Regions from separate parts of the Homo sapiens genome. Here regions 2 and 3 are each linked to region 1. A link is a loop called in an ENCODE intact Hi-C map of the cell type or tissue named here. Cell type or tissue: mammary epithelial cell. All regions are shown on one strand. Each heading gives the region's core, and the rest is flanking DNA. Links, peaks and the distances in the headings are about the cores only. Region 1 holds the start of AHNAK2 (AHNAK nucleoprotein 2). Region 2 holds the start of JAG2 (jagged canonical Notch ligand 2). Region 3 overlaps PACS2 (phosphofurin acidic cluster sorting protein 2).

The links. Peaks named below come from ENCODE experiments on the same cell type or tissue, not always from the same donor. Only the 100,000 strongest peaks of a DNase experiment are listed, where the experiment ranks them.
Region 2: a loop joins it to region 1, with 18 times the contacts of the local background. A loop is called at or near these places in 4 of 110 quality-filtered maps.
Region 3: a loop joins it to region 1, with 20 times the contacts of the local background. A loop is called at or near these places in 11 of 110 quality-filtered maps.

The regions. Positions count from the first base shown.
Region 1 is chr14:104,971,442-104,981,737 of GRCh38, reverse strand. It overlaps AHNAK2 (AHNAK nucleoprotein 2), which reads left to right and starts at 3,364. Exons shown (of 7, transcript NM_138420.4): 1 at 3,364-3,555. The coding sequence starts at 3,501. RefSeq lists silencers at 3,221-3,380, 5,487-5,706 and an enhancer at 5,907-5,986. In mammary epithelial cell, for the core only: CTCF peaks have their summits at 5,453 (motif pointing left) and 8,895; DNase peaks (open chromatin) are centred at 3,307, 5,377, 8,347, 9,037 and 1 weaker place; H3K4me3 peaks cover 3,368 bases; H3K27ac peaks cover 3,390 bases.
Region 2 is chr14:105,162,718-105,173,013 of GRCh38, reverse strand. JAG2 (jagged canonical Notch ligand 2) reads left to right here and starts at 4,238. Exons shown (of 26, transcript NM_002226.5): 1 at 4,238-4,659; 2 at 4,907-5,257. The coding sequence starts at 4,594. It overlaps NUDT14 (nudix hydrolase 14), which reads left to right. Exons shown (of 5, transcript NM_177533.5): 5 at 1-75. RefSeq lists enhancers at 1,532-2,368, 5,017-5,516, 9,055-9,802. In mammary epithelial cell, for the core only: CTCF peaks have their summits at 3,695 (motif pointing left), 5,082 and 6,940 (motif pointing right); DNase peaks (open chromatin) are centred at 4,243, 5,623, 6,733 and 7,033; H3K4me3 peaks cover 3,391 bases.
Region 3 is chr14:105,346,816-105,357,111 of GRCh38, reverse strand. PACS2 (phosphofurin acidic cluster sorting protein 2) reads right to left here. Exons shown (of 25, transcript NM_001100913.3): 2 at 8,532-8,619; 3 at 4,645-4,734; 4 at 1,935-2,060. Among named protein-coding and RNA genes, the nearest start is that of PACS2, 37 kb to the right of the region's middle. RefSeq lists an enhancer at 3,860-4,389. In mammary epithelial cell, for the core only: a CTCF peak has its summit at 4,704 (motif pointing right); a DNase peak (open chromatin) is centred at 4,721.

The DNA.
Region 1 (10,296 bases), core at 1,211-9,210:
CCTGCCTGTTTGTGGGGGTACACTGCCCAAGTTGCAGGCCCTCCCAGAGGCATCTGGAGTGAGATAGAGCTCTCAGGACCCCAGGTTCCTTGAGGTGGGGAAGCTCTCTGGACAGACACCCCAAGGTGTCTTACTCATGACACTGTCAGCTTAACCCTCAAGCTAGGAGAAGACCCCCAGAAGGAGGGTGGGAGGGGCAGTCCCCAGCTCCCCGACAGTCACAACCAGACTGTGGCCCCAGCACTCAGGGCAGCGCAGAGCCAGAGGCCACTGCAGAGAGACACCAGCCCTCTGTCTCAGAGTGGGCAGGAGAAGGGAGGGACGGCCTCCGGGTGGAGCAGGCCCTGCCCAGACCCCATCCTGAATTCTGGGGCCACAGGGGAGCATGGCGCAGCTGCGTGTGTGTGTCTGTGCCCACCTTGGAAGTGGGCAGCCCCGTGCAGGGCAGAGGCAAAGTTCCTGGACCTGGGCAGCTGTGGTTGGTTCTGGGACCATTTCTTAGCCAGGGGAGGACAGGCCCAGTGGACACAGCTAGGGGAAGATCTCAGCCACCCCAGGCTGAGGGGCAGGACCAGGGCAAAGTCCTCCCAAGTGTGGGGTCCCCACACTCCCGTGACGCCACGCTGAACTTGCGCTCTCACTCGGCCCCCACCAAGATGGCCTGGAGGGTTCTCTCATCTTGCTGAAGGAAAACAGAGGCAGGGGCAGCAGGTAGTAGCCCAGGGACAGGGACATGTCGGGGGCAACCTCGGCTTCCCCACCCAGGGCTCCATCCTCACCCATCCCGCAAAGCCAAGGGGAGTCCCCGTAGCCCTGCGCAGATCACGCCAGACAATCAGGAGAGGGGCCACTTCATTTGGATGGGGACCCAGGAGGCCACATGACTTTGTCAAGGGCACACACCTAAAGGGGCTGAGGACACAAAGGTGGGTGAGTGCCCTGAGCGGCCCCTCGTTCCCAGGCCCTGCAGCCAGACTCAGACACAGAGGACTAGCGGGCGAAACCCCAGCAGACCAGGCAGAGGCATAGACACATCCAGGGACACACACAGAGGTGTATGCACCCAGGCACCCTAGTGGCTCTCTCCCTGTGTCCAGGGAGTGACTGACTCCAGGTGACCAGAGCAGGGTGGGCTCCTGGGGAGGGAGGTAAGTGCAGGGCCTCTGGACCCCAGGCAACACTGCTCAGCCCCGAAAAAAGGACACTGCGAGGGGGTGGGGTAAGACCTGCGCCAGGTCCCCACACGAGGGAGAAGGTTGTGCCCATCATGCCTGGGCTCACTGGCAGGAGGCTGCCAGGGCCTCTTCCCAGCAGTGGCTCTGGCGTCCATCTGACCTGCTGCTGGATGGCTGCCCGGTGGCTGCAGCGCGGCTAACGGGAACTGTCTAGGGTGAGTCATCGTGCCCGGGTGGCTCACCTGGGCCCGCTAGCTGTGCGTGGTCTCCAAATGAGCCCAGGAATGCGTGTGCCCCTGTGTGTATGTATACACGTGCATGGGTCTGTATCCTGGTGTGGGTGTTCATGCATGCAGGCCTGAGTGTATCAAATATCTCAGGTGGCCTGTGTCTGTGTCTTGGTGAGTTTGTGATCTTATCTATGAGTGTGTGTGTCTGCCTGGCCCTTCCGGTACAGCCTGGCCTCTTCCCACCCCAGGAAAAGGTGTCCGTGTGTGTGTGTGTGTGTGTGTGTGTATGACAGAGCATGTGTGTTTGTGTCTCTATGTGTATGTGTCTGTGTGTCTCTGTGTGTGTGTCTGTGTGTGTGTGAGTGTGCCTCTATGTGTACCTGTGTATCTCTGTGTCTGTGTCTCTGTCCATGTGTGTCTGTGTGTCTCTGTGTGTGTCTGTGTGTGCCTCTGTGTGTGTGTCTGTATGTGTACCTGTGTATCTGTGTGTCTGTGTCTCTGTCCGTGTGTGTCTGTGTGTCTCTGTGTCTTTATCTCTGTATGTATGTATGTGTGTGTGTATCCGTATGTGTGTCCGTGTGTGTGTGTGTCCCTGCATCTGACCCACACCCCTGGACATTGCCAGGCAGCTCCTCATGGAGGTGGCGGTCCTCTCCTGGGTCTCTTCCAGCCCTGCCTTCCCCGACAATCCCTGCAGAACTCCACTCCTTCTGGGGTATGCCCGGTTTGGGTCTACACCAGGCCAGGCGTCACCAAACTCTTAGAACTCCCTTGGGCCCCTGCCCTCCCTGTCCACACCCCCAGGTGTGCTGCCTCTGTGTGGTGCCCAAGCTAGATCCCAGGGAGGCTCCCACCCTCTGCACTCTGATCCTCACCAAGTCCCCTCTGCCTGCATATCCTTTCACTCCCTCCCATACCATGGCCGTGGTTCCACTGCTCCTGTTTCCAGCTGTGCCCCATGCCAACACCCCTAGCCACCTGCGCAGTCTTTCCTCAGCTCTCACCACGCTCAGAGACCCTGCTTGGAGCCTTAAGTGGCACCTCCTACCGACAGGAGCCCCCTCAGCCTCCTTGCTGCCCTGCCCCCGCCCACTGGGCCTGACTTTCAACCCCAGCCCTTTTGCCCCCATTCTCTGCACACACGCTACTCTGTCCCCTCTCTCCAGAACGCTTCCTACACTGCCTGGCACATGTCTCACCCCTAAGGTCCCAGCTTACACTGCCAGGAGCCCTCCAGGACCTCCGTTCCCCCGCCCCCAGGGCAGTGCCGCCCTGCAGAACGCCTCATCCTTACAGGCTTGCTTGTGTCTACGCCAGACCTGGAGCCCCTGGGGCAGGGCCAGTGGGGTGCTGGTTGCCGCTGTGTCCTAGGCCCTAGGCTCTTGACAAGAATCAGCAGAAAGGATGACTCTGGGCGGGGTTCTGGCTCCAGGACTGCCCCCAGCGCTGGGCGCTCCCGCACGCGGCGCCCACCCCGCAGCCCTGCCCGGGGCGCCCTGTTCCCGCTGCACGCTCTCAGCCGCGTCCTCGTATCTGCCACCCACCAGCCCCTGCAGAATTCTATCTTGTCCTTATGCTGCCAGATCACCTCCTGCGGTGCCCGCGACCCCTGTTGTCCCCGCAGGCTGCCCCCCACCCCAGCTTCTGACTAAAGTGTCTGTCTCCCCCGGAATGGGAGGTGAAGACAGCGGCAAGTCCAGGAGCCTCGGTGCGGGGATCCAGAGGTCGCTCCCTGGCGGGAGTCCAAAGTTAATTCTGCGGACGCGACAGGCGGGCCGGGGGCGCGGGGTGGGGCGGGGCCTGGCTGGGAGGGGCGGGGCCGCGGCGACGGCAGCCAATGGGCTGAATGAGGCCGACGGCACCGCCCGCGAGCGCGCTCCGCAGTGGCCCGGCAGGGCTGGGCGGAGCCGGGCGGGGTCCTAGCTGAGCGGCTGGGTAGCCTGGCGCGCGGTGTCCGCAGTCCGAGGTCGGCCGCCCGCGGCAGCGCAGGGCAGCGGGGCAGAGCGCGGCTCCCGCCCGCCCGCCCCGTGCGCCGGAGCCGGGACCAGCGACTGGACGCGACGGGCCGCCAGGCCCGCACCGCCTGGCCGCCGCGATGTGCGACTGCTTCCACATGGTGCTGCCCACCTGGCCCGGAACCCCCGGCAGCGGTGCGCCCCTCCCCGCCTGCAGCCCGCTCCCCTGGGGCGGGTGGGCTACGCGCGAGGGCGCGCGCCGGGGCGTGTCCAGGGGCGCGCAGTGCGGGCCTTGGGGGCGGGGGACTCGGAGACGCCTGCGGGACTCGCGCGTGGTTCTGGGCCTTCCCGGCCGCTGGAGTCTCTTCTCCCATGCCTCGCGTTCTACCTGTCCGTGGCTGTAGGTTCCTGCTCCTCTCCCGGCCTCTGAGACTGTCTCTGTCGCTCACTTTGTTTCTCGGTGGCTGACTCGTCTCTGTCGCTCACTCCCTCTGTCACTCGCGGTCCCTGTCTGTCTCTCCTTCTCGCTCCTGCCCCGCTCCTGGGACGCTGTCTGGTCGAGAGGCGGCCTCCTGGGAGGTGCTACCGCACTCTGGAGCAGGGCTGGTGTCTGCAAGGGGCGTGAAAGCCGGGGCCGCCGGGACCCGGGGCACCTGCACCAGGCTTGCCCTCTCACCTGCTTTGCGGGAGAGCAGCCAGGCTGGTCCAGGAGTCTGGGCTCTCCACTTTGGTCCGGGGCTTCCAGGCAGGGCTGGGCTGCGTCTACTGTGTGGCTGTGTGGTGGGGTCGCTGGCTAGGTGGAGGCTGTGGCAGGGCTAGGCCTGAGGTCTGGGGCCTGGTGAGGGGCCTGAATGGGGTCAAAGTCAGGCCACAGGGTCCCGCAGTGCTGGGCAAGGGAAAGTGGGTGCTACCTACTGGCATGCCCCCAGGGATGGTCAGTAGCCTCCCTCTGAGCCGCAGGCTACGGCATGTGTACCTGCTGCTCTTTGTGTGTCTGTCCCTGCACTGGGCCTGGTTCCGGGGCCTGGGTGTCTCAGCATCTTGGAGGGCAGGGCTGAGGGGGGCAGGGCAGTCCCTTGGGCGCTGGGTCTATGCTGCTGCAGCTGACCACACCCAGGGCATTGGCAGCCACTGGCCAGGGGGTTGGGCTGGCCGGCACTGGTGCAGGCTGGACCCCACTCCTTGGGGAAAACAGGTCAATGCTAATGGTGCCGACAATGCTGCAGGTGAGAGGGGTGCCCCTGGCCTGGGCATGCCCCCCAGCTGCAGCAGGCACTACCAAGGCCCCTCCTGTGGCCTGTCTGTCTGGTGCGCACTTAGGGTGGGAGGCTTGTCTGGGGGGCTCCAGAGCAGGGAGGCCCCTACAGCACCTGCTTCACGGTGTCGCAGATGGGAGCCCAAGGTGTTTGGGCACAGCAGCGGGAGGATGATGGCTCCGGTGGGCTGGAGGCCCCTGGCCCCCTCCTCTTTCACTATGACTGGCCCTGCCCACATGGCTGCAGGTCGACCTCCTCAGAGGGAGAAGGGCAGGGCCCCCAGGCATGGGACCACTACCCTGCCCCCAGCTTCCCTGCACAGCCTTTCTGCTCTGCTTCCTCCTCACTCACGGGCACCCAGAGACTCCCAAGCTGCAGGGTCCAGGACCATCTCATCCACCCCCTGCCTCCACAGAGGCTTGTGCTGGCTTCATGGTTCCCAGCCCGTCTGGGGCAGTCCCTCCCTGTGTCCAGCCTACGGAACCATCCGCTCTTAGGGAATAAGGTCAGTGGCTCTCGCTGGAGCTTTGGTAGGAGACTTGCAAGATCAGAGACCTTGGGAGTTCTGTCCAGCACACCGGTTCCCAGACCCTCCCCAACCCTGCGGCCCAGGAACGTGCATTCCTGACAAGCACCCTGCCAACTACTGCCTTTCCCAGCCTGGATTTGGTCCAGGCCTTTTCCACCTGCAGTTTCCTCTCAGCAGGCTGGAGATGGGCGGACTCTCCCCTGCTCTCGTCTTCCTGTCCAGTCCAAACCTGCCCTCTGCCCGACACACCAGGCACCAGCCCAGCAGGGAGCCATCTCCTGGGCGGCTTTTGTGCCGAGGCTGCCCCCTGGTGGCCATGCTGGGACCACCCCACGCAGCGCTGCCGACTGTAACACCAGCCAGTTCACTCCCAGTGGGCTCTGGGTGTCACACTCTTGCCTACTCCAGGGGCAGGTTGCCTCTTTCCCAGGGGCAGAGCTGGGCCCCTGATAACTGGGGAGACAGGGAACCCCTCCCCGGCCCCGGCCCCCACCCTGCACCTGCTGCCCCGGTGTGGCCTGAGCACCTCCCACGACCCCCCAAGAAAGCACCACCGTGTTGGGAAGGCCCCAGGTGGTGATACCATGCGAAGATGTGTGGGTGGTCTCTTCTCTGCGGTGGGGGTCATGAGATGGCTGGGCCCTTTCCCAAGAAGGGTGCAAAGCAAGGCAGCTGTGGAGGTGGTCTCGCTGTTCTGTGCCTCGCTGGTGCCCTCTTCAGGGCCTCAGGCTGCAAATGTGGGTCAGGACCTCACATTCGGGGTCAGGAGTGATTGCAGCTGCCTGTGCTGCTAGCTCCACGCAGCCAGGGATGCCGAGTGACAGCGCGGGCGGGTCTGTCACCACCCTGGTGTCTCCCTGACTGGGTCATCTACACTGGGGGAGGGCTGTATTCCCATTCTGCAGACAAGGACACTGAGGCTGGGGACAGTGACGCAGTGACTCCCTGGGCTCTTAGGGGCCAGAGCAGAATGTCGCACGCTTTGGTCGGTGACATGCTGTTCTGACAGGTGCTGGCTCTGCCCTGCCCCACCAGGCAGGGTGACCGCAGGCAAAGGAGCCCCTCTGTAGCCGCTAGTGGCAGGAATGGGCCTTGAGGAGGAGGCAGCAGAGGGCATCCTGGAGTGCCCTCCAGTGAGGTGGCCTCTCAGAAGCCACCGACAGTGATGCTGTAAGTGTGTTCCTAACAACCCCAGCTCTTTCCCTGGTGGGGAAACAGAAGCTGGACCACCAGGGAGGGAGGCTGGGCTGCCTGCTGGCCTCTGGCTCCTGCCCCAAGCCTCAGGCAGTGCCCACCTGGTGCAGCTCAGGGAAGGGGGTGAGGCTCAGAAGTGGACAGGAGGGTCAAGCCCGCAGAGCCTCCAGTTCCAATGCCCCAGGAGCCCGCTCCCTCCCGGCCTTCTCCATGCCCAGGAAGCTGAGTGCCCACTCCCATCCGGGCTCGTCGTGGCTGGGCCTACAACAGGAATGCCCTCATTGCCTTCTCTCCATTTGGCCAAGCTCTTCTGTCCTGGGCTGGGCTAGGAGCTGCCTCTTCTGGGAAGTCCCCTGGGTTGCTGGGCCCACTCCCAGCTCTCCCTTAGACTCTGGCCCGCTCTGTGTCCTTCCTCTTGTGACACCTATGCGGAAGGCCTCTGTGTTTCAGGCTCAGCTAGGGGCTGGCTTGGCCAGGTGTGGAGAAGTATAGGTGCTGGGGAGGAAAGGCCCCCAAGCCCCAGCAAGTGGGGGGCACTGGCCATCTGGGGGTCCCTGCCACCCACTTCAGGAGTAAAATGCCACACTCTCCCAGCTTGGTCTTCCGGCTGGCAGAGACGGACCCTGCGCTCAGGGATGGTGTGAGTTGTGGGGGTGCTTCCCCGTCTGTCTGGCGGCCTGTTCACCCATCCTTCTGGGTCTCAAAGCCACCCCGGGAACCCTGGGACCTGGGAGGTCATAGCTCAGCAGAGGAAGGATCCACCCATTGTTCAGTCAACAAATGTGAATCCCATTTTTGTGGCCAGTGCAGCCTTAGGGGGCACAGAAGGGCCAGAGAGGGCTCCCTGGAGGACAACTGGCCCAATGGAGACCGGGACTGGTCATGAAAAAGAAGCGGAGGCAAAGCAGCAGGAGCCTGCAGAGGCTGAGGGCGAAGTCAGGGACCTGCAAGTTGTTCAACCCAGTGCATCTGGGACGGGGTGGGGTGAGGATGGAGAGGTGGCAGCGTCAGCTGCTGGAGGGAGGGCTTTGTCCTGAGGGCACCGGGGAGCCCCATAGGTCTTAGGGCAGTTTTGGTGGGAAGGAAGCTGCTCCGTGGGGGATGTGGAGGCCAGGTTAGCTAAGGGAGCTTAGCGGAGGCTTAACTGGACACACAAGGAGGACGGGGCATGCTCCTCTGCTCCCCTCCACCCGCTCTAAGGGTGACGGGATCCCCAGCCACGCTGCGAGCTTGAGGGTGTCTCCACCAGGCCCCACCTGCACTCAGCCTGGGCCTCCAGATTTCCCTTTATTTTTCTTTTTTTGGAAGTCATCGGCTGGCCGGGAGTCAAGGCCTTCCTTGCTCGGATAAATATTTAATAGTCAGAAGCACTTTCTAAAATGGAAACATGGAGCTGAGCCCAGGAGGCAGGGGATGGGGAGGGGCTGGGGCGGGAGGCGGTACTCCCCCATCCCCGCACCCCACAGAGGCCAGGCAGAGGTTTTTGCAGCCACCGCCCTCCCCTCCCCTCCGGCTGCGGGTCCCTGCCCTGCCAGCTCTGCTGCGCACTCGGACCTGCTGACCCAATGTGTGCTTGTGAGGGTGGGAGTGGCATCGGGGCCTCCTCTCTGCAGAGCTCTTGGGAGGGACTCCTTCCTGCAGGGGTGGCGGTGGTGGGAGGCTAGGCAATTGCCCAGGCTGTTCCAGGCAGGAGTCCGGAAAGGGATCTCAAGCCACACCCCTGCCTGGACGCTGCTGAGGGTATAGCCAAGCAGGGGCAGCTGGGGGTACCCGGGATGTGGCAGGGGCAGGACACTTGGGGGACCCTTACTGGGCTATGTCCGTGTGAGCCCTGCCGGCTGGAGGGGCTGTCAGGTGATGGCGCCTGGGTGGGCAGGAGGCCCCATGACTCACCCCCACCAGGTGGAATTAAGGCCCCTTTGTTTAGGGCCACAGCCTTCGGTCCTCGCCCTGCTCCTGCTGCTTGGCAGGCCTGGCTCCTGGGTGAGCCAGCACCGCGGGCTCCTTGGTGACACACGCCCTGAGAATGCCGAGCTTCACGCCTTGGCCTCCTCCCGGCTGATTCACCATCCGCTGCCCTCAGCCCTCCCTGGCCCCCGCCAGCAGCCGAGTTCCCATGGCGACTCCTAGCTGGTCCTGGGTCCTAGCAGCTCTGAGCCAGGACTAGCTGTTCAGTGCGCATCACGGGACATGCCGGATGGCCTAGGTCTCAGGGTCTGTGATGTGGTGGCTTAGCAGAGCCCCTGCTTGCCGTCCCTCCAGCTGATCAGACACCTGCCTGACCACTGAGTCCCACCACGTGGTGCCAGGGGTCCGGTAGGTGGGGCCCCCGGGAACTGAGGCAGGTGAGCAAGGCCCTGCCCAGCACCCGCCTGCTGGTGGTCAAGTGTGCCTCTCTTGGGACTGGGTAGCAACAGGGGCAGGTGTGAAGCATGGCTCTCCAGCTCTTACCCTTCCCAGTAAGTGGCCCCCTGAGCCAGAGCCCAGGGCCTCCAGCCTGACCCCATCCCTTGCTGTGTGTCTGCACCGTGCTGTGGGCACCCACCGCCAGGGGCTCTGGAGCCGAGGGCTCGGTTCTGAGTGCCTGGCGGGGGAGCAAGTCCAGGATCTGAGCTGGGAGGGTGCCCCAGGCAGAGCCAGTGGCACGTGCTTAGAGTCTGGAGAGGGCCTGGGGCAGGGTGTGGTGCGTTCCCATGGCTGTCCGCGTTGGGGAGGGTGCACCAGGAGGAGATCTCCGTCATGTGTTCCAGGGCTTGGCGGACCACACTGGCCGCACTGCAGCGAGGGTCTGGGAAGGGCTTGCGTGGCCAGCGCTGTGGCCAGCTGTGCAGGGCACCTCCCTCTGGCTGCTGTGAGGTGGGCGTAGCTGGGGTGGGGGCCCCAGCAAAGGCTCTTGCGGGGGTCAGTGCTGTGTCTGGCATGACGGCCCCGCTCTGTGCCAGCGTCTCCTTCCTGTCCCACTCCAGCAGGCTGGGCCTCTGGGTACGGCGCTGACTCAGCCAGCCCTGCCCTGCCTGGCTGAGTGTGGGTGTCAGGTGGTAAACAGTAAACAGCGTTCCCAGGTGAGAGCTGTCTGGGAGTGTCCCTGGAGCAGACGTGGCCAGCTTTCCTGCCTCCGTGTAAATAGAGTCGTTTTCTATCTTTGTGACCGTTAGGTTTTTGTGTCAGCCTTTTTAGGGTATTGCAATGGGGGGAGGCCCAGAAGGGGCCTGGAATCAGGTCCCCACCTTTCAGGCCTGAGGAGCCCCTGAGGCCTCTCCCACCCCATTTGCCGGCAAGTGCCCCTGCCCTGGGGCTGGGACAGAGCCTTCCCTGCCCTTGAAGTCCTCTGGCCTACTTGAGGACCCCTTCTCTGTGTGCCCACCTCAGGCCACCCTGGCATCCCGTGGCGGGGGCAGCCCTCTCAGCTGCACCTTCCCACCTCTTCCCATGCCGTTGGGGCCTGGTGCAGGTGCAAGCCGTTCCATCGCTGACCTCCCAGGCTGGGTCTGACCCCTCGCTGCCCCTAAGGCCTGGGCTGGGCCTCGGCTGTGTGGGCCTGCTCCAGACTGCCTGTTGGAGGCACGTCCACACCCAGGCTATGGGCACAGGGCTGGCACACTGGGATCCCAGGGGGGCTACACGTAGCACAGCTGGTTGAGTCCTGCTGGAGCCTCCTGGCTGCCCAGAGCAAAGAGGAGTGGGGGCTAAGGGCCCAGGGTGCAGCAGGGTGAGGTGACCAGGAGGTGGGCCAGGCAGCTGGAGCTCTGGATAGTGGGGGACTTGGGGTCATGGGACTCAGGTGTTTCTCAGCCACCACTTGTATTGAAATGACGGGGAAGGATGGGAGGCTTGTTAAAAAAAAAAGCTAGGCCAGTGCGGAGGCTCACACCTGTAATCCCAGCAGTTTGGGAGGCTGAGGCAGAAGGATCACTTGAGCCTAGGAGTTTGAGACTAGCCAGGGCAACACAGGGAGAC
Region 2 (10,296 bases), core at 1,240-9,239, 190 kb before region 1:
GGGTTCTAGACAGAGGCCAGTCTTGGCCACTCACCCCACACCCCGCGGACCCCAATAAAGGCTTGCATAGCTCCAGCTTCTGCCTGCTGGTTCTGAGCTCTGTGACCAGGGCCTTGGAGAGGACTGGGGAAGGGGCGGGAAGCAGTGACCCTGACCTGAGATGGCCCTCGGGACACGGCGAGCTCTCCTGTAGGAGGAGTAGCTGGTGGCAGGCCATGCAGGTGGTTGCTGTGGGGCTGAGGACAGGCCTGGGGATGCCATGGGCAGGGCCAGGCTGTGCCTCCTCTTGGAGCTGGGAGGGGTGGGGTCCGGGACTCATGGAGGGTGGCATGGCAGGCCTGGGGGTGGGCCTGCTGGTCACGGGGCTGCAGCATGAGCTGTGCTCACGAGAGTGGTGGCTGAGCCAGTCCTCAGGAGTTAGGATGGGGTGGGCAGCACTGCAGGCTGCACGCTGCAGGGAAAGTATGTTCCCTGCTCCTGGGGCAAGTGAGGGGTCCCCACCCTGACTGGGGCTGGGCTAGAGCCACTCCACAGGAGCCCGGAGCCAAAGCTGCCCTGTGTCGGGGGCCCCAGTAGCTGATCCGTGCACCCCCAGCCTTGGAAGTTTTCCAAGGGACCTTCCTCGGCCTGTGGGGTATGCAGAAATGTCTGCAGGCTTGCTCCAAGAGGAGCAGGTGGCGGCACAGGGTGGGGACACAAGGCCAGTGGTCTTGACATGGGCCAGGTTCCTGGTGCCAGCCCGGTCCTGGTCCCGGGGCACGGCCTCAGCCTGGGCCGCCCAGCACCAGGCTCTACTGGCCCCTGAGCATCTCTGGCCTGTATGCCCTGGCCTTGCCTTCTGACCTGTCCTGAGGGTGGGGCTGTGGGAGATGCGTGCAGCTCAGAGCTGCTCCCCAGGTGCCCAGAATGCTTGTGAGGCAGGAGGGGACCCAGCTCGCCTGGTCTGCTTCCTGGGCCACAGGTGCACAGTAAGGGTTCTGCAGGTGAATGGGTGTGTTGGCACTGGTTGTGGGCATTCGAGGGCACTGCTGGGCCATCAGTCTGCGGCAGGATCGATCCGCTCCTGGACATCATTAGGTCCAGGCTGTGGCTCCCAGGAGGAAAGTAGAGAAGGGGACAGTGAAGTGAAGGGAGCCTCAGTACCCTGCAGGGTGGAACCCTGGGCAGGGAGGTGGAGACTGACCCCCTGTTGTCATCCAGCACAGTGCTGGACAGCCTGGCATTGGAGGCTGTCCTGAGGAGGCTGTGCCTCAGGGGCCCACAAAAGCAGTGCCACCTGTATGCAAATGCTGGCTGTGGCCCAGGTGGGGCCCTGTGGGCATCAGCAAGGCCAGCGACAGGGCTGCCGGGGAGGGGCTGTCAGGTATGGGGTGTGTGCCAGGGAGGGGCTGCCAGGTATGGGGTGTGCGGGTCTTGGCCAGCCTCAGCTTCACTCTACCCAGATGAGGCCCCAGCAGGACATTCACAGGACAGGAGCTCTGCCTGACCCACAGCAGCCTTGCTGTGCTGCCCTTACCAGCAGCCTGCCTGGTGACACCACGAGAGTGCGATGGGCCCTCCGGGTTGACCAGCAGAGGCCTCCCACTACCTCAGAGGGACCTCTCGCAGGCACCAGGTGGGTCTGGCCCCTGAAGCACTGAGGGGACAGGTGACAGGGCACCCGGACCTGGGTGTAGTCCAGCCCCTCACTTTGCTCCGCAGCCCGATGGGGTGGGTCAGCAGGCAGTGCTGCCGGGCCTAATGGAGCTGGCATTGATTTCCCGGCACTGGAGGGGGGGTTGTAACCGGAAACTCCCCTCCCCGTCTGCTATATTTAGCACTGCAGGACCCAGCGGAAGCACAGCTTACTCTGGAGCCTCGCCGGCTCTGTCCAAACCCCTGGCAGCCCGTCCTCAGCCTGGTCCCCAGGACTGCCCTATGGGCCCAGAGCCCCTGGCCAGGCTGAGCAGCTGCACCCTTGCCCTCTGCATACAAGCTGGGCACCGCCCAGCGCTCAGAGTGGGAGCCCTCCAGGCTGGGGGACGGGTGGCTCTGGGAGGCTGGAGGGTGCTGTGGTCCAGTGGGCCCCAGAACAATGACGAGGTCCCTTACTAGAAGAGACCAGGTAGCCTGGTCTGGTGAGGGTTGGGGCTGGAGCCCTGGCCGCCACTGATCTCAGCCCCTCACCCCAGCAAGGTGCAGCAGGGGGCAAATGTGTTTTGTGAAATATGTATGAGGGGCGAGGGTTCCCACTGCTGCCTTCTGGAAACTCAAACCAGGGTCCAGCTGCCTGGCATTTCTGGCTCAAGGGCTGCTGAAATTCCTGCAGGGAAGGGACCCCCTCTCCGATGCCTCCTATGTCCCCCTCCTTCCTAAGGGCAGGTGCGGCCACCTTCCTGACCTGGGTGCTCTCATGGACATCGTGAGGTCTGGCTGACCCATGCCCGTCCACGCTCTGGCGGCCCCCTATGCCAGCTTCTGTATGACTTGTCTAAGTCCTCTGTCCACCCCCGGGCTGGGGGCTCCTGAGGGTGTGCAGGGGCGGAGTCTCCCTTGTTCACCACTTGGCCAAGTGCCCAGCAGAGGCACCCAGCACCCCCTCCCCCACCATAGTGGGGCAGTGGGCGCAGGTGGGGATGGAGCCCTGGGCCTCTGGAGCCGGGCAGGGGGCTTCTCTGTCCTGGGGCTTCCCTCTCTCGAGTACCCGAGTACCTGCCCCCAGGCCAAAGCACAGGAGAGGTGGCATCTCCACAGGGAGCCCCTCCCCCCGTAGGCGGTAATCACCGCCCACACACCGGAAGGCGGCAACTGGAAGGCTCTGAACACAGCTTGGATTCTCTTGTTTGGTGGGGGTCTCTGTGCGGGCCTCATCCTGGCTTGTGTCTTAATCCCCACGAAGCCTACCCACCACCAAGTTTGGGGTGGGCACTCTGAGCAGAGCCAGCTGAGGTGGGCATGGGGGGCTCCCACCCACCCCTTTAGGGACCTTCAGCTGAGCCTGCGGCCTGGATCCTGGAGGAGCTGCTAAACAGGGATGGAGCAGGCAGACCCTGCGCATGGGGTGTTCACAGGCCCTGTGCCTCCAAAGCTCTCTTCCTTCAGCCCTCAGCCCCAGCAGCATGGTGGCAGTGACTTGCTCCAGGCTGGGGGGCTGCACAGCCACCCAGCTCCGGGCACAGGGCAAATTTGCGAGAGGAGCTAGGGGGAGAGAAGACAGCTCAGTTATCATGGGGATGGGTTGAGGACCCCTCTGGACCATATGGGGATCTTTAACCACCAAGGTGACCCCTAGCTCTGGAAAGGACCGTGCTCACTGGAGGAGAGGAAGGTGCCATTGGTTTTGACCCTGTGGAGGAGCTGCGAGGTCACCCAGGGAGAGGGCAAGGAGGTGACCGCAGAGGATGGGGTGTGGAAGCCTGGTGACCAGGGCAGCAGTGGGAGGCCTCTCTCGGGGTAGCCTTCAGGGACAGGCACTGCCGACTTTTGTTCCCCATTTCCCGCCTCTCGCCCCCCAAGCCCAGACCTGAGTTTGGGGGGCGAGAGGCGGGAAACGGGGAATGTGGCCTGAGCATTTCCTGAGGGCATGGCCTGGCTACCTCGACGCCAGCGCCGAGCTGAGCAGTCTGCACCCTGGAGCATTTGTTGACTGGCTGCTTGACCAGCGCGCCTCGCAGAGGGGAAGGCAGGGGCGTCGGAGGGGCGCAGCGCCCCCTGCAGCCGGCGTGGAGGCGGTAGGAGCGGCGCGGAGAAGGGGAGATTCTCGGAGGAGGTGGGGGGCGCGCAGTAGGGGCTGGGCCCGGCTCTGGCCCCAGGGCCGCGCCACCCCGCGTGGGGGCCGAGCCCTGATCAGAGTAGGAGGCGGCATCTCCTCTGGGACTGCGAGGAGCGCGGCGGTGGCGCACTGATGGGAGGGGACCACACGGCAACCTCGGGGCGCCCCACCCCCGGTTTCTGACACCCGGCAGGAGCCCAGGCGGAGGAGGGGAGGCAGCTTTGCGGCGCCGGCGCACGCCTCGCCGACTCACGCGGAGGTGTGAGCGGGGCCCCCGCGGCCCGCGCTGACCCCGAGGCCCCGTGCCCCCGCCGCCCGGGCGCCCTGGGGGGCGCGCGCCGGGCCGGGGCGCTGGCAGGCGACGCCCTCCACCGCCTTTAAAGCCTGGGGCGCCCCCGGACCCCCCCCCGGCCCCACCCCGCGGCGCGGCCCCGCCCCCTCATGCATATGCAGGTGCGCGGGTGACGAATGGGCGAGCGAGCTGTCAGTCTCGTTCCGAACTTGTTGGCTGCGGTGCCGGGAGCGCGGGCGCGCAGAGCCGAGGCCGGGACCCGCTGCCTTCACCGCCGCCGCCGTCGCCGCCGGGTGGGAGCCGGGCCGGGCAGCCGGAGCGCGGCCGCCAGCGAGCCGGAGCTGCCGCCGCCCCTGCACGCCCGCCGCCCAGGCCCGCGCGCCGCGGCGCTGCGCTCGACCCCGCCCGCGCCGCCGCCGCCGCCGCCTCTGCCGCTGCCGCTGCCTCTGCGGGCGCTCGGAGGGCGGGCGGGCGCTGGGAGGCCGGCGCGGCGGCTGGGAGCCGGGCGCGGGCGGCGGCGGCGGGGCCGGGCGGGCGGGTCGCGGGGGCAATGCGGGCGCAGGGCCGGGGGCGCCTTCCCCGGCGGCTGCTGCTGCTGCTGGCGCTCTGGGTGCAGGTGAGCGGGGCGGCGGGGGCGGCGGGGGTCGCGGACGGGGCACACCGGGCCGCCCCTAGGGGCCGGGCGGGCACTGCCTGGGGCCGCCGTGGTTCGGAAGCCCTCGAGGCTGCGCGCGGCGGCTGGGGCTCCGGGCGGGCGCGGCTGGGTGGGGGCGGGGCGGCGGGGCCTGTTCCCCCACCCCTGGCGCCCGGCCCGCCGACCCCGGCCCGCGCCTCCCTCCGCTCTCCCGCTGCCTTATTTTTAGGCGGCGCGGCCCATGGGCTATTTCGAGCTGCAGCTGAGCGCGCTGCGGAACGTGAACGGGGAGCTGCTGAGCGGCGCCTGCTGTGACGGCGACGGCCGGACAACGCGCGCGGGGGGCTGCGGCCACGACGAGTGCGACACGTACGTGCGCGTGTGCCTTAAGGAGTACCAGGCCAAGGTGACGCCCACGGGGCCCTGCAGCTACGGCCACGGCGCCACGCCCGTGCTGGGCGGCAACTCCTTCTACCTGCCGCCGGCGGGCGCTGCGGGGGACCGAGCGCGGGCGCGGGCCCGGGCCGGCGGCGACCAGGACCCGGGCCTCGTCGTCATCCCCTTCCAGTTCGCCTGGCCGGTACGTGCGCTCCATCCCTCGTGCTCCAGCCCTTCCCTCTCTCTCCGCGCCCCGGCCCCGCGCGCTTCGCGACCCCCAACACCTGCGGCCGGGTCTGCGTGCGAGCCGCGCGCGCCCAGGCGGGGCGGGGCCGGCAGGGGGCGCGTGCTCTGGGGACTTGGTCCGCGCCTGGCCACGTGGGCGCGCCGGGGCCCCGGGGCCACCGGGAGCGGGGTCGCGGCGGGGGCGGGGCGGCGGCGTCCCGCGTGCGCGGCGGTGTGCGGCGTGTGCCTGCGTCGCCCTGCGCGTGTCTGTCTGGGTGGGGAGGCGAGGCGAGGCGCCCCGGTCCCGGGCAGGCCGCGGTGGCATGTGCGCAGCGCGTGCTGGGGCTGGTCTAGGGCAGGCCCTGACTGAGCCGCCCCGGGCCCGTGGCCAGCCTGCGCCTGCCCTGCAGTTTCCTGGATGCCTGGGGGGCACGGGCGGGCGCCGTGGGACCTAGGCCCGGGAGAGCCTAACGCCTAACGCTTATGTCGGCAGAAGCCCCCGATGGTGACCCAAGATCGTTCAGAGACAGAGATAGTGGATCCTGGTGCAGTGACCTTCTGTGGCACTGCCCTGTTTGTGGGTTTTTTTGGTTTTGTTATTCTGGAGGGGCAGAAGCTGAGTCGGGGCTGTCTGGTCTCCCCTGGCAGGTGGCCAGTCAGGCAGGAGCCCTGGCCTGGGCGTGCTGGGAGGAGGGGTGGTAGGGGTCCAGTGTCACTGGGAAACAGGTACTCATCCCAGTGGGCTGGCAGGTGGGTAGTGGTAGGTGGGCAGGCCCAGGCCTCGGGCGCCTTACCTCATTGCCTGGAGCACGGCCTTGCCCTGGTGCCCAGAGGTCCTTCCCTGCTTGGTCATTGTGCTGGGGGCCTGGAACTGGGTGAGTGCGGGAATGAGAGCACCATGCAGACCTGTGATCAGGGAGTAGATGGATCTGGGAGCCAGGAAGTGGCTCCAGTCAGCAGGAGGCACCGGAGTGTGCCCACCTGGTATCCTGGGCCCTGAAGTGATTGTGAGTTGAGGGCAATCCCTGCCGAGCTCACGCCAGTTGGGCCTGCCGTGTGTGGCTCCCAGTCCTGTGCTGTACCTTTGCAGCCCTGGCTGGCAGCCTTGCCTGCTGCCCCCATCCTCACCGCTTCCTGAGCTCCCACCCGTGGAAGCTGGCCACAGTCTCCTCTGGCCATGTCCTCAACCCGTGAGCACCCCGCCGAGTATCCCTTGACCAGGGGGGCCCCAGAGAGGGGAAAGTGTCCCCCAGATGGAAAAGGCAGGGGCGGGCATGGGAGGGCCCAGGCAGTTGTGAGAAGCCCAGCCCCTCGCCCCCACGGCGGTGCAGCAGGCAGGTCTGAGCAGGGCCCGCAGCCTGTCATCTGCACCTGGGCCTGAGCCAGCGTGGCCCCACATCGCTACCTGAGGATGTGTTTTCTGCTCGAGTTGGCAGCAGTGGGTGTGGGGGCAGGGAGGTCTTGGAGGAATGTGGCGGGCTATCGCGTGTCCGCCCTGGCTCTTCGCCCCGCGGGCCAGCCGGTCAGGTGTGGGATGGGACCGGGTAGGCCCTTGCCTTCCTTGGAGTCCGGGCACTGGGTTTCGGGGCCAGCTCACCTCCCTGCCTCTTGCTTCCAGCCGGTTCCTCGAATGCCCCAGGAGGGGGCAGGCGGCCTGTCTCTGGGTTGGGGGCCAGGGCAGAGTCATAGCTGCGTGTTTGGGGGCAGCCCTGGTCTCCTGCCATGTGGCCTGGCTGCCGGGCGGGAGCTGTGCCGTGATGCCAGCACCCTGGTATTTGCACTCGGGCGGCGGCAGTCCCTGGCCATGCTGCCCTGGCTTGCTGAGGTCCAGCTCTGTGCGGTGAGCTGAGGTGTACTTGGCTGTGATGGGAAGGCAAGGACCGAGTTCAGGCTCCCTGGGACCTGAGGAGGGGTTTCAGCCTGGAGGCTAGGGTGGCATCCTGCCCAGGCCCGTGGGGCTTTTGGGCTCCTTGGAGTAAAGGGAATGAGAGGGCCTTGTGGAAGAGGAGTGGGGGAGTCTGGGCTCTGCATTCGCTCCCTCCACCCCCTGCCCCCTGAGTGACTCTCCCACCTTGTGGTCTCTGCTGTTGACCCAGGCCTGGCTGGGTGGCCCTCTGCCCCCTGGCCTGGCTTCTTGTGGCCGGGGTCTGTGTGCTATTAGTCATGGATCTGTGCTGGTCTCGGGCTCAGCTTCCCTCAGTGGGTGGGCCCAGGGTCTTGAATGTGGAGAGGTGGTGGACCACATGCCAGCAGGCTGCCTGGCTGCCCCTCCTCTCCTGGCTCCACCCCCAGACGTCCCCAGGAGGCCGGTGTCAGCCTGGGTTGGTTCTGGTGCCTGGCTTGTAGCTGGCAGGGTGAGGCCACATTCTCCCAGCTGCGTGTGTGCACGCACCCCGGGTGCTCTGTAGGCATGGCAGGTGGTGATGGAGGTTTGGGGAGGAGTAGTGTCATGCTGGGGGCAGCAGGGAGCTTTGCTCTGGGGCCTGGTAGGTGGCAGGCCCAGGGGACACCTGCTGGCTGAGGGAGGAGCAGGGTGGTGGCAGTTGGCCGTGACCTGGGCAGCCAGGGCCCCACCCTCAGAGGTGCAGCTGGAAGTCGTGCCTGCCTGGCTGGCCCATCTCTGGAGCCAGGAGCCCAGGAGCCTGCCTGCCAGCGAGGGTCTTTCTTGTTCTGTCTTGGCATGTGTGTGCTGGGCTCCAGGGCAGCTGTGCGGGGTGGTGTGGCTGGAGCATGGTCCCCGTGACAGATCTGGGCTTATGAGGAGAACGGGATGGGTGAAGGCCCTGTAGATACAGGAGGTGGGCCTGGGGCTGACCCTGCGTCTATCAGCTCAGGAGGCCTGAGGTCCTGGGCCATCAGAAGGGCTGAGCTTTTCTCACCTGTGAAAGGGGCACACTGCCGCTTTTTCATTGCAGGTCTCACGAAGTCAGATGGGGCTGCTGGACTCCCAGCTCGGGCTCTGCTTGTGCCCCCAGCCCGGCTCCCAGACCTGTCCAGTTCCTCCCCTTCCCAGCCTTCCCTACCCTCTCCTTTGCCCCCTAGGGAGGAAGGTTTTTACAGAGCCCACCCCCTGCATCCAGCCGCCCTAGGGCTCAAGGTGGGCCAGGCTGAGGTCTGTGCCTGGAGCTACCTAAGCTGCTCGTGGCAGGTGTGAGGTTCAGCACCACTCTGCTTCCTGTTTTTTCTGAGCTTGGGCTGGGGATGACAGGGCCCTGGCCTCCCCACCCTACCTTCAGGGGATCCTGTCTGCACACTGGGGACCACCCCCCTCCTTCCCACACCTTCCCAGTAGGGACCAGGAGAGCTGGCTGGTCTGGTATGGAATGTGGGCATCTGGGTTCCTGTGTTGGGTGGGCATCGGTCTGTTCCTCCTGCCATGGCCCTGGGGCCCAGAGCCCTGGGGAGAACTCAGGGCATGTCCGCCTTGTACATTGGGGGTCTGGTTCAAAGCTTTGGTATGGGGGCAGGGTGGGGCATTCAGTGCCCAGGCAACACGGGGACCATTGGAGCCAGGGAGGACTGCCCTTGGCCAGGGAGGATTGGAGAGTGGGCTGGGGGTTTGTCGCTGGTCCCTGAGGGTGGGCTGAAGGGTCAAAGCCGCAGCACGATAGGAAGGCTGGGAGGTGGAGGGGCGGGTTGGGGAGCAGGCGGCAGGCCTGGGTGGGAGGGGACTGCTGCTCTCAGGGGCCCTCCTGGGCTGCTCCATGGTGTCTTTATGAGGGGAGCAAGCTAGGCCAGTGAAGGGGTGCTTGTGGAGCCAGGCTTCGGCCTGAGCTGCTGCTGGTGGTGGAGTGGGGGCAGGAAGACAAGGATCTGCAATCCCAGGCCCCAGCCACAGTCGCTATCCCCAGACCCCAGGCCTGAGCGGGGTCCCTGTCCCCAGACCCTAGGCCTGATTGGAGTCCCTGTCCCTAGACCCCAGGCCTGAGTGGGGCCCCTATCCTCAGGCCCCAGGCCTGAGCTGGGTCCCTGTCCCCAGGTCCCAGGACTGAGCAGGGTCCCTGTCTGCAGACCTGAGGCCTAAGCAGGGTCCCTGTCCCCAGACCCCAGATCTGAGTGAGGTCACTGTCCCCAGACCACAGGCCTGAGCGGAGTCCCTGTCCTCAAGACCACAGGCCTGAGCGGAGGCCCTGTCCCCAGACCACAGGCCTGAGCGGAGTCCCTGTCCCCAGACCACAGGCCTGAGCGGGATTCCTATCCCCACATCCCAGGCCTGAGCAGGGTGTGGCTGGCATCAGTTGTACCCTGGGCTTTGTGGCAGGTGCTAGCCGGCCCTGGCTGCCACCGTCTTCACGGTGGGGGACCTGGGACCTAGAGGGGGTGTGCTGGGGAGTGGGGGTACACCCAGGCAAGGCCCTGGCTGGTCTCTGGTGTGGAGCATGGGTGTGTGTGTTCCTGCGTGGGATGGGCTTTGGTCTGCTCCTCCTGCTGCGGCCCTGGGGCCCAGAGCCCTGGGGATGGTGTTTGCCCCCACCCCTTCTTCCCTGCCTCGGGTGACAATGGTGGCAGAGGCCTGGGCCTCTCAGAAGCTCAGGTTTCAGGAAATGTATCTGTGCTTGGAGCTCCTGGCGCCTGCACCAAGCGCTGTGCTCCGTAGGGGGCGGGAGGCTGATGCGGGAGGCCGAGGAGAAGAAACCAAGTCGGGGCGTTGGTGGGGCAGCAGGTCTAGGAGGCTGTGTTGTGTTGGCCTGGACCGTGCAGGGCCCTGGACCTGGGGGGGCCGTTAGCGGGGCAGCAGGGAGGCTGTGTTGGCCTTGACCGTGCAGGGCCCTAGACTTGGGTTGCCTGAGTTTTGGGATGCTGTAGATTGGGGTACAGTGGGCAGTGGGGTGCCGTGGACTTAGGGTGCTTGGCATTTGGAGTACCCTGGGCCATGAGGTGTGCTGGGCCATGCAGTGCCCTGGGCTGGGGGTGCCCTGGACCTGGAGTGCCCTGAGCTTTGGGGTGCCCTGGACTGTGGGTACACTGGGCCATGGGGTGCACAAGGCTGTGGGGTGTACTGGATCTAGGGTGCCC
Region 3 (10,296 bases), core at 691-8,690, 380 kb before region 1:
TGGGGCACTGGGGTGCAGACTGAGAGATGTGGGCGGAGCAGCCTGGGGCAGGAGCTCACAGGGACCGGCAGGGATCAGCAGGACATCACCTGCATGGCTACACAGGGACCAGCAGGGATCAGCAGGACATCGCCTGCATGGCTAATGGGAAACACAGGGACCGGCAGGGATCAGCAGGACATCGCCTGCATGGCTAATGGGAAACACAGGGACCAGCAGGGATCAGCAGGACATCGCCTGAATGGCTAATGGGAAACACAGGGACCGGCAGGGATCAGCAGGACATCGCCTGCATGGCTAATGGGAAACACAGGGACCGGCAGGGATCAGCAGGACCTCGCCTGCATGGCTAATGGGAAACACAGGGACCGGCAGGGATCAGCAGGACCTCGCCTGCATGGCTAATGGGAAACACAGGGACCGGCAGGGATCAGCAGGACCTCGCCTGCATGGCTAATGGGAAACAGAGCCTGCATGACCTCCCCACAGTGCCTGGACCCTCCTGCTCCACAGGAAGCAAGCGGTGGCTCCCAGGAGGCTCTCACAGCCCAGAGAGCATCCCTGAGCTACCTGTTCACCCATCGCTCAGCCTGCAGGAGGGAGGCTGGGATGATGGGCAGCTCCAGGCCACCAGAGGGGTCCCAGGGCCCTGGGAAGTGCAGCCTGGAGGCCCGGTCCACCCGTGCTGTCCGTGGTTTGCCGAAGGAATCGGGAAGACTGCAAAGCTTGTCTGAGGCCCTGCGGCGGCACGGAGAAGCGAGGCCTCGGGACGCCACTGCTGCTTCCTGTACCCTCCACGCTCCCATCTCCTGGGGTAGCAGGGAGGGCTGAGCCCAGAGTAGTACTTGGCACTTGTCCTGGATGCGTAAGTGGGGGTGTGTGAGGATCTGGGGGACCTAGCGCTTGACCTGGGAGACAGGAGGCCTGCAGGCTGGGCCTGGGGGTGTGGGGGAACCAGCTACAAGTGGGCACCCCCACTGTCCCAGCCCCAAGCCCCAGGAGCAGGGGGACAAAGTGGGAAGAAGAGGGGCTGGGGGGCTCTGGCATCTCCGGCTCCCAATGAGGGGCTGCGCTGGCTGACCTTCCCAGGCCCCAGGCAGGCAGCAACCCAGCTTCACATGCCCCAAGCACCACTCACGCCCGCAGCCCCTGGACCCCTGAACACAACCCCACGATGGGGAAAGTTCTGAAGCAAAAGAGACAAACTGGTCTGGGGCCCTGGGCTGCCCCTTCTCCCAGAGCCAATCTTGCAGCCCCGAAAGGGTCCATGAGAAAGTCCGAGGCCTCAGCCTGGGGTGTCTTCTCCCAGGCCCCCACGCCCTACTGCAGCCTCCTTGGAACGCTGGGTTCTCTGGAGCAAGGTGGGCTGCTGCTTGGCTGTTTCTTTTCCTTTTGAGGTACTTCCCCTTCTTTCCCCTCCAGGGAACTCCAGCCACCCCTCTGACCTCTGGGTGCTGCCCCCGCCCTGCTCGGGTATTGTCGCTAGCCCCTTCACAGAACTGACACCTGTCCTGCTCCTGCTCAGCCAATCCTGGGCCAGAGCACGTGCTGAGCAGGATGCAGACACGAACCCATCACAGGACGCACCCGTGGTGTGGGGACAGCAGCGATTCCTCCATGGGAAGGACTCCAGAGCAGCCTGACCCAAAACCCAGCCTCCACTGAAGGGCAGGACAGGCTCGTTAGAGGGGAGTGCGCGCGGCTGCAGGCATGCGGGGAGCCATGCTAGGCGGCAAGGGAAGGTCAGAGAGGAAGCACCACCTGGGGCCGCACCTGGCCCTTATGGCGGAGCCCGGCCGCCCAGGCTCCTCTCATCATTTTCACCTGATCCCTGGACATCTGGACCCGGGAGAGACATCTCCATCTCCCACGGGCGAATGCTCTGGCACCCAGGTGGCCAGCCCGACGCAGGCCACGCCAGACGGAGCACTCACCTCAGCCATGCTGATGGAGCCCGCGGCCAGCGTCTTGTAGCCCAGGATGGTTCTGTTCTTGTAGCGCTTTCTGCGCTGCAGCATGATCTGAAGCTTGTTGCCTTCCCTCTTCAAGAAGTGAGGATACTGTGGGCACAAGTGCGAGTGGCAGCTGAGGGTGCACCGGGGCCCCAGGCAGCATCACGGCCTCTGACGGCCCAGCCACCCTGCAGCCTGCGACCAGGCCAACCTGCTGCCCATGAGATCGGAAGGGCACCCACAGACGGGCCCCCAAGTTCATCCCAGTGGCATGCCGGTCCCCAGAGCCCATCCTTTACCCAACACAATCAAGAGTGAGCCAGTCGCCAGAGCTCAGGCCCTGAGGGCTCCGCGCCACGCTAACAGCCATGGCAGGTGGACAAGGACTATGTGCTGCAGTGTCCGGGATGGCCGAGCGCGCCTGTGGACACTCGGAAACAGTGTGGCGGCTCATGTGCCTGAGGCAATCAGCAAGGTGGGACCCAGGACGCTTTTCCGCGAGGGGCACACAGGGCGGGGAGGGCTCTCCCTCCGAGGCCCCCTGTTCACCCAACTCGCCTGCACGTCTCACCACAGGCTCCCTGTCCAGCAGGGCTCCAGCAAGCTGATGTTCACAGGTATCTCTTAGACACTCAGAGTTCACAAATAAAAATCAGTTTAAATACTTAGGGGAAAATGGGGCTGTTCACCACCCTAACTGCGGTGGTGCTGACATGCCTGAGCATGCCTATCAAAACCCACTGAACCATGGAGCATTGGGCCAGGCGCGGTGGCTCACACCTGTAATCCCGGCACTTTGGGAGGCCAAGCTGGGCGGATCACCTGAGGTAGGGAGTTCGAGACCACCCTAGCCAACATGGCAAAACCCCATCTCTACAAAAATACAAAAATTAGCCGGGCTCACTGTCACCTCCACCTCCTGGGTTCAAGCAATCCTCCTGCCTCAGCCTCCCGAAGAGCTGGGATTGCTTGTGAACTCTGAGTTTCCCCTATCTTTTTAAATAGAAGAGCAAAATAGCCTTGACTCAGTAAGTGTTTTTTTGCCCTCGTTATTATATTCTCTCTTTTTTTTGAGATGGAGTCTCACTCTGTCCCCCAGGCTGGAGTGCTATGGCATGATCTCAGCTCACTGCAACCAACCTCCACCTCCCGGGTTCAAGCGATTCTCCTGCCACCTACCTCGGCCTCCCGAAGTGCTGGGATTACAGGCATGAGCCACCACACCCGGCCTTATATTCTCTTTATCATAGATAAGGAATGAAAAACTAGGCTGGGCATGGTGTCCCACGCCTGTAATCCCAGCACTTTGAGAGGCCGAGGCAGGCAGATCATGCAGTCAGGAGTTCGAGACCAGCCTGGCCGACATGGTGAAACCCCGTCTCAACTAAAGATACGAAAAATAGCCGGGCGTGGTGGCACATGCCTGTAATCCCAGCTGCTCGGGAGGCTGAAGCAGGAGAATCGCTTGAACTCGGGAGGTGGAGGTTGCAGTGAGCCAAGACTGCACCAGCCTGGGTGACAAGGAGAGACTCCATCTCAAAAACAAACAAACAAACAAAAAACAAAGAAAAAACAAAGAAAAACTCAACCTAATAAACAAATACAAATCTTCTAATCATTTAAGAATAAACCATAATCAACAGAAGATCTGCAGTAACGCAGGACACTGATGGCAATGATGAGACAAATGCTCTCACCCCAGGGGACAGTGATGAGGGGGCCCATCACCCCAGGGGACAGTGATGAGGGGGGGCCGTCACCCCAGGGGACAGTGATGAGGGGGGGCCATCACCCCAGGGGACAGTGATGAGGGCGCCCGTCTCCCCAGGGGACAGTGACGAGGGGGCCCATCACCCCAGGGGACAGTGATGGGGGGGCCCGTCACCCCAGGGGACAGCGATGGGGGTGCCCGTCTCCCCAGGGGACAGTGATGAGGGGGTGCCCATCACCCCAGGGGACAGTGATTGGGGGGGCCCGTCACCCCAGGGGACAGTGATGGGGGTGCCCGTCTCCCCAGGGGACAGTGATGAGGGGGTGCCCGTCACCCCAGGGGACAGTGATGGGGGGGGCCTGTCACCCCAGGGGACAGTGATGGGGGTGCCCGTCTCCCCAGGGGACAGTGATGGGGGTGCCCGTCTCCCCAGGGGACAGTGATGAGGGGGCCCGTCACCCCAGGGGACAGTGATGAGGGGTGCCCGTCTCCCCAGGGGACACTGATGAGGGGGGCCCATCTCCCCAGGGGACAGTGATGAGGGGGCCCGTCACCCCAGGGGACAGTGATGAGGCGTGCCCGTCTCCCCAGGGGACACTGATGGGGGGGCCCGTCTCCCCAGGGGACAGTGATGGGGGGGCCCGTCTCCCCAGGGAACAGTGATGGGGAGGGCCTGTCTCCCCAGGGTACAGTGATGGGGGTGCCCGTCACCCCAGGGGATAGTGATGGGGGGGCCCGTCACCCCAGGGGACAGGGATGACGGGGCCCGTCGCCCCAGGGGACGGTGATGAGGGGTGCCCGTCTCCCCAGGGGACGGTGATGAGGCGTGCCCGTCTCCCCAGGGGACACTGATGAGGGGGGCCCATCACCCCAGGGGACAGTGATGAGGGGGGCCCGTCTCCCCAGGGGACAGTGATGAGGGGGGCCCGTCTCCCCAGGGGACAGTGATGAGGGTGTCGTCACCACTGGTGAAAGACTCACCTGCAAGGAGAAGGTCAGGGCCAGGTCTGTCTCCACTTGTCCACTGGGGGGCAGCACAATCTCATGGGACCGCAGGATTCGTTTGGAGCCCTGTGATTAAGCAAGACCTGTTCTAGCTCAAAGGACTGCATATCAGCAGGAAACCAGGCAAAGACACCGTGACTCCTGCACTCTAAAACTGGCAGGATTGCAGCCCTGCAGTCTGGGGGTGGTAGGCACAGGCTGGGGTAATTCTCAGAGGTGCCCTGGCATCTTTCCCAAGAACCTTAAAAACATGGAGACCCTTCGGCCCACAGGTTCCACCTCCAGGAATCTGCCCTAAGACATGAGAGAGAAACCAGGAGCGGCTCCTGCTGAAGTTAACGCGATCACAAAACAGATTCCACGGCCAGGTGCAGCAGCACCTGACTGCGCTGCCCAAGTCTGTCTGGCAGAACAAATCTGGAGGCACCAAGCCTCTTCTGGTTTTGGTTTTGAGAGACAGGTCTCGCTGTGTTGCTCAGGCTGGACTTGAGCTCCCGGGCTCAAGCAATCCTCCTGCCTCAGCCTCCTAAGTAGCTCAGCCTTACAGGCATGTGCCTCCATGCTTGGCTTAAAGCATTTTTTTATTTTTTGTTTTTATTTTTTGAGACAGGGTCTCTGTCACCCAGGCTGTGGGGCAGTGGCTCGATCTCAACTCACTACAGCCTTGACCTCCTAGGCTCAGGCAATCCTCCAGCCTCAGCCTCCCTAGCACCTGGGACTACAGGCATGTACCACCACAAAAAAATATACAATAATTTTTGTATTTTGTTAAGAGACAAGGATTAGTCATGTTGCCCAGACTGGTCTCCAACTCCTGAGTTCAAGCAATCCACCCTCCTCGGCCTCCCACAGTGCTGGGATTAGGCATGAGCCACTGCACCTGGCCTAAAGCATTTTCTAAAAAGAAGAATGATCAGGCCTGACTGGTCCTCTCAGAAAGTAAAACATACAGAGATACAATACTTAAAATACGGAGATGCTGTCACAAAAATGAGGGTAGTAGAAGCCTAGATGTAGGTGCAGGAAATGCATGAGCACCTGAAAACACAGTTCATACCCAGTGAGCTTCAGGCCAGCAGGAGACATCACACGCACCTGCTAAATGGATAACGAGTCATTTGCGTGAAAGACAACAGGACCCCAACCGCAAACTTTATATCAAAATAGATTCCTAATGGATTGAACGTGCTTATCGCAGTGCTGTTTTAAATGGGACCATCCCAACAAGGATGAGCTTGGGGACCTCGTGCCCCGAGAAACAAGCAGCCGCTGCGGGGTCCCAGGCACAAGGTTCCCGGAGGCCGGCGCGCGGGACACAGTGGATGAGAGGTGCCAGGTGGCTGGAGGGCGGGCGGGGGTCCAGGACAGACAACGGGAGCCCGGGGCCAGCCCAGGTTCGGGTGGGAGCAGCGGGGCCTCAGGACAGGTGCGGGCGGCCCGCATGGCCGTACTCGGGCTCCATGAGACGTCCATGGCGGACTCTGGTCCTCCCCTTGTGCTGGGGCCTCACGTGCAGCGTGGCAAGAGGCAGCGCGGCTCTCCTCGGCCAGCCCTCCTGTCCCCTCTCCTCTCCCCAGCTGCCCCTGCGTTGTGGTCTGGACTCTCCCTGCTCCTCCCCTTGACCCTTCAGAGATGTTTCCCTGCAAATGTGCTCTGCGTCGGGTCCCTCTTAGCATTCCCCCCTCAGAGGACCTGCAGGGACCCAGCTGTGTCGGGAAAAGGACAGTGTGTGCCACCAGCCAGTGAGGCGAAGGTGCACGCCAGAGAAGGCTGAGGGGCAGGTGGGGCTGCGGGGCCAGGCTGGCTGCTTCCCCCACAGGGGGCCTGGGCGGAGAGGACACCCCAAGAGAAGCAGATGAGGAGCTGGGGTGATCAAGGGAGGCCAAGGGCCACGTGGCTGCTGAGCTGGGGTGGGCAGGGAGGGCATGGGCAGCCAGTCCATGCGCTACACAGAGGGGCTGGAGAGGTGGGGCTCTGAGGGGCCCTGGGGCCAAGCTCTCGGTCAAGACACAGGCTGGGGCAGGACCAGAGACAGGCAGAGGAAGGAATGGGGCCAAGGAACAGGGTCAGTGTGGGGTGGGGCCCCATGCCAGAGGTTAGAGGTCAACAGCACCAGACTCAGAAGTCAGTGAGGGGTCGACTCTTGCCTTCATGCCTTTCTGCATTGCTCTGAAGACCCAATGAGACCCTGACCCCTGCCCCCCAAGCCAAGAGGTCCAGACACAGCCTCACGGCCTGGTGGCAATGGCCCACAGAGAGCTCCCTGTTCCCCAGGGACGACCCGCAGCCAGACTGCAGCAGGTACTGGGCACCCTGGGCATGGCCACACCCATGGGCAGGACAGGCGGAGAGACGCTTCCATCCTGCTATCAGCCACGCACTCCTGGAAGTTCTTGGGGTCCTGCTATTAGCCACGCGCTCCCGGAAGTTCTCGGGGTCCTGCTATTAGCCACGCGCTCCCGGAAGTTCTCGGGGTCCTGCTATTAGCCACGCTCTCCTGGAAGTTCTCGGGGTCCTGCATTAGCCACGCTCTCCTGGAAGTTCTCGGGGTCCTGCTATTAGCCACGCTCTCCTGGAAGTTCTCCGGGTCCTGCATTAGCCACGCACTCCTGGAAGTTCTTGGGGTCCTGCTATTAGCCACACGCTCCTGGAAGTTCCTGGGGCAAGGCCCCACCACCCGGGGAACCTGGCCACCAGCACACGCCGCAGATGTAGGCTGCTGCTAATCCACGAGCATGTTCAGCGAGGAAAAGGGTTTCTCCAGACGTTTATTTAAGATGCAGTAGGTTTCACATAGTGGCAATTGACTGGGACAGACAACAAGCCTCAGGCCTCCTCGCACTCAAGACCCAGTGCTTGGCTGGTGACCTCAGCCACACTGGCCGAGGCTCAGGTGCTACTCTGCAGGTCGGGGAGACCCGGAGACCCCGTGTCAGAGCCACAGCAGGTGTCAAGAATCCGGCCAGCTGCAGGGACCTGTGTGGGGCCTTGGACATGGGCTCCAAGGGCAGGGCCCCATCCTCGAGGAGCTGATGGGCTGGGGTCAGGAGCACAACAGCCACTGAGACCCCACCCTGTCACGCTGGACGGCCACACAGAAGGACACTCCTGTATGCTGAGGACATGGGTGAGACTTGCCCATGAGTGGTGCCGGCTAGGGAGAGCCCGCTGGCGGTGGCCCTATACAGGCCACACACCTGGAACCGTATGACCCTGAAAGGGCAGGGGTGGCCCTGACAGTTGGCGGGGACACCTCCCTGTCTGGGCCACTGGGCAAAGGCCATGCTGCAAGGGTCATGGCAGCTCTACCCCAAGGAGGGGGCGGGGCCTGGGCCAGGCATGGGGAAGACACCAGCATGACCCCTCTGGAACCGCTACTTGTTCAAAGCCTTCGAGAGGTCACAGGACCCACTAGGGTCAGGAGAGAGGCCCTGGCACCAGGGGCTGGGAGTTCTGGCTAGGCCCTCGCCTCCCAGAGTGCCCTGCTCCCCTCTCCCACCGACGCCCTCCACCCCACAAAAAGTGGGCAGGAAGTGGGTGCTGAGTGCAGCAGGGAAGCCCTGGCTCCAGGTGCTTGGGGCCCGTCCATCACTGTGAGGTGACTCGAGGGCAGCTCTGCCCTGGGAAGGCCCCATGCATGTGACCTCCACATCCCAGAAGGCCGGGCCTGCCTCCCTTGTGCGGGACAGGACTGGACCCAGGAGCATCCTGTCATTCCCAGCCCCCCGGGCTCCCGGAGATGGCATGGGCTGCCCGCTGTTTTGGCACAAGGCCCCACAGTAGCGCACCGCCTGACTCGTCTCCCAGGCACATGGAAAGCCTACACAGCACCCAGCCACAGCCGGGGTCACAAGCGGCCTCACCTGCATCTTGACAGCGATCACCACGGAGATCAGCTCCTTCTCCAGCTCCTTGAAGACCACCAGCTTCTTCAGAGTCAGGCTGCACAACCTGTGAGGCAAGGCACAGCTCAGCCTCGGGGCTCCGCCCTCTCCTCAGGACGCGGCCCTGTGCCGTCCCAGCACTGTGTCACCCCGGGAGCCTGCACCCTGGGGTGCAGGGCGGGGTGTGACTGCCTGGGCGGCCCCAGGACCTCACAGGGCTCCAAGACATCACCCCAGCTGTCCCTGCACATGGTGGGCACCCCTCAGCATCCGTTGGCTGCCGGGCCAGAGGTCCCATCTCCTGAAGGCCCCTGAGGGTGAGCCTCCCTCCCATGGAACTCACTCAGTGTGGGCCTGTGGACAGGCAGGTAGGAGGGATGACAGGCCACAAAGAGAAGATCTGAGAGTCCTGAGCCAGCTCCCAGCTGTGAGAGCACAGGCCTCCCCTCTCCCGCGGCCCTATCCAGCCCCAGGCCCAGCCGCCCCAAATCCTGCCCACCCCAGGACCCCCTGCCCATAGCTGGGATACGCTTTCCCCCAACCTTCCTTCTGTTCATTTCACCTCCATCATTCCGTCCTGAGGCCACAGGAGTGCTGGAGACGCCAGGGACAGTCTGAAGGACACACCCAGTGTCCAGGGCTCTGTTGCTGAGGAGTGGAGGGGTGTAGACCCTACCCTCCACTCTGCCTAGTGCTGCCCCGTGTGAACATGCCATCTCCCCGGGGCATCTGCCGTACACGCGCCAGGGCTCCAAATCCATCCAGTGAAGATGCCCACACCACCCACCCATGCCTGAAGGTGTGTGGGGTGCAACACCCACACTGGCAAGCTTTCCGGAAACTTTGGCACAGCTCTCTTTGAAGCTTGGCTCATTTTTCTTCTTGCTCAGGACAGCAGAAGGGTGAAGGCACCACCATCCAGATAGGGATGGCACTGTCTGCCCTGCCCGGCTTCAGGCTCTAAGACCAACAAGTTCTGAGTGGCTGAGTCTGTGCTGGGGACACTTTCCCTTGGGGAAGTCTGGACTTGTGGCACCCACCTCCTGGGCTGGTGCTTGGCCCTCAAAGTATGAATGTAAAACACCAGAACAGGCGCCAGACACAGTCAGGCCATGGAACGCAGCCACCCACCAGTGCCACAGTGGCCGCCACGTGCTTCCGTCTCCACCCCTGGGCATTGGGTGTGGACATGGCGGTGGGAAGGCAGTCCCAGGCCCTTCCAGCACACATCCCTGCCCCCAGGCAACGGGAGCACTGGATGGGTACAGCCTGTGTATGACTGCCTGGGCGGCCTCAGGACATCACAGGGCTTCCTGAGCACCTGTCAACCCATTTGTAAAATGGAGACCACAGAGACCCCACTCCCATCCTGGCTGCTCAGGTGATGATCTACTACACTGTCTACACTCCACTGAGCTGCTGAGAGAAGCCAAGGGGCAGACACCAGAGCACTCTGGGTGGGACGCGCCTGACTTGACAGCAGGGCAGCAGGTGGGAGGTGCAACGGGGACAGCGGACAACAGGCAGTGGGGGAGCCGTGCAGGCGGGGGTAGGGAAGCTGTGTGGGCAGAGGTGGGGGAGCCATGCAGTGGTGGGGGGATGCTGTGCAGGTGGGGGTGGGGGAGCCGTGCAGGGGGTAGGGGGTGATGCCGTGCGGGTGGGGGTGGGGGTGGGGGAGCCGTGCAGGGGGTGGGGGGGAAGTCATGCGCGTGGGAGTGGGGGAGCCGTGCAGGGGGTGGGGGGG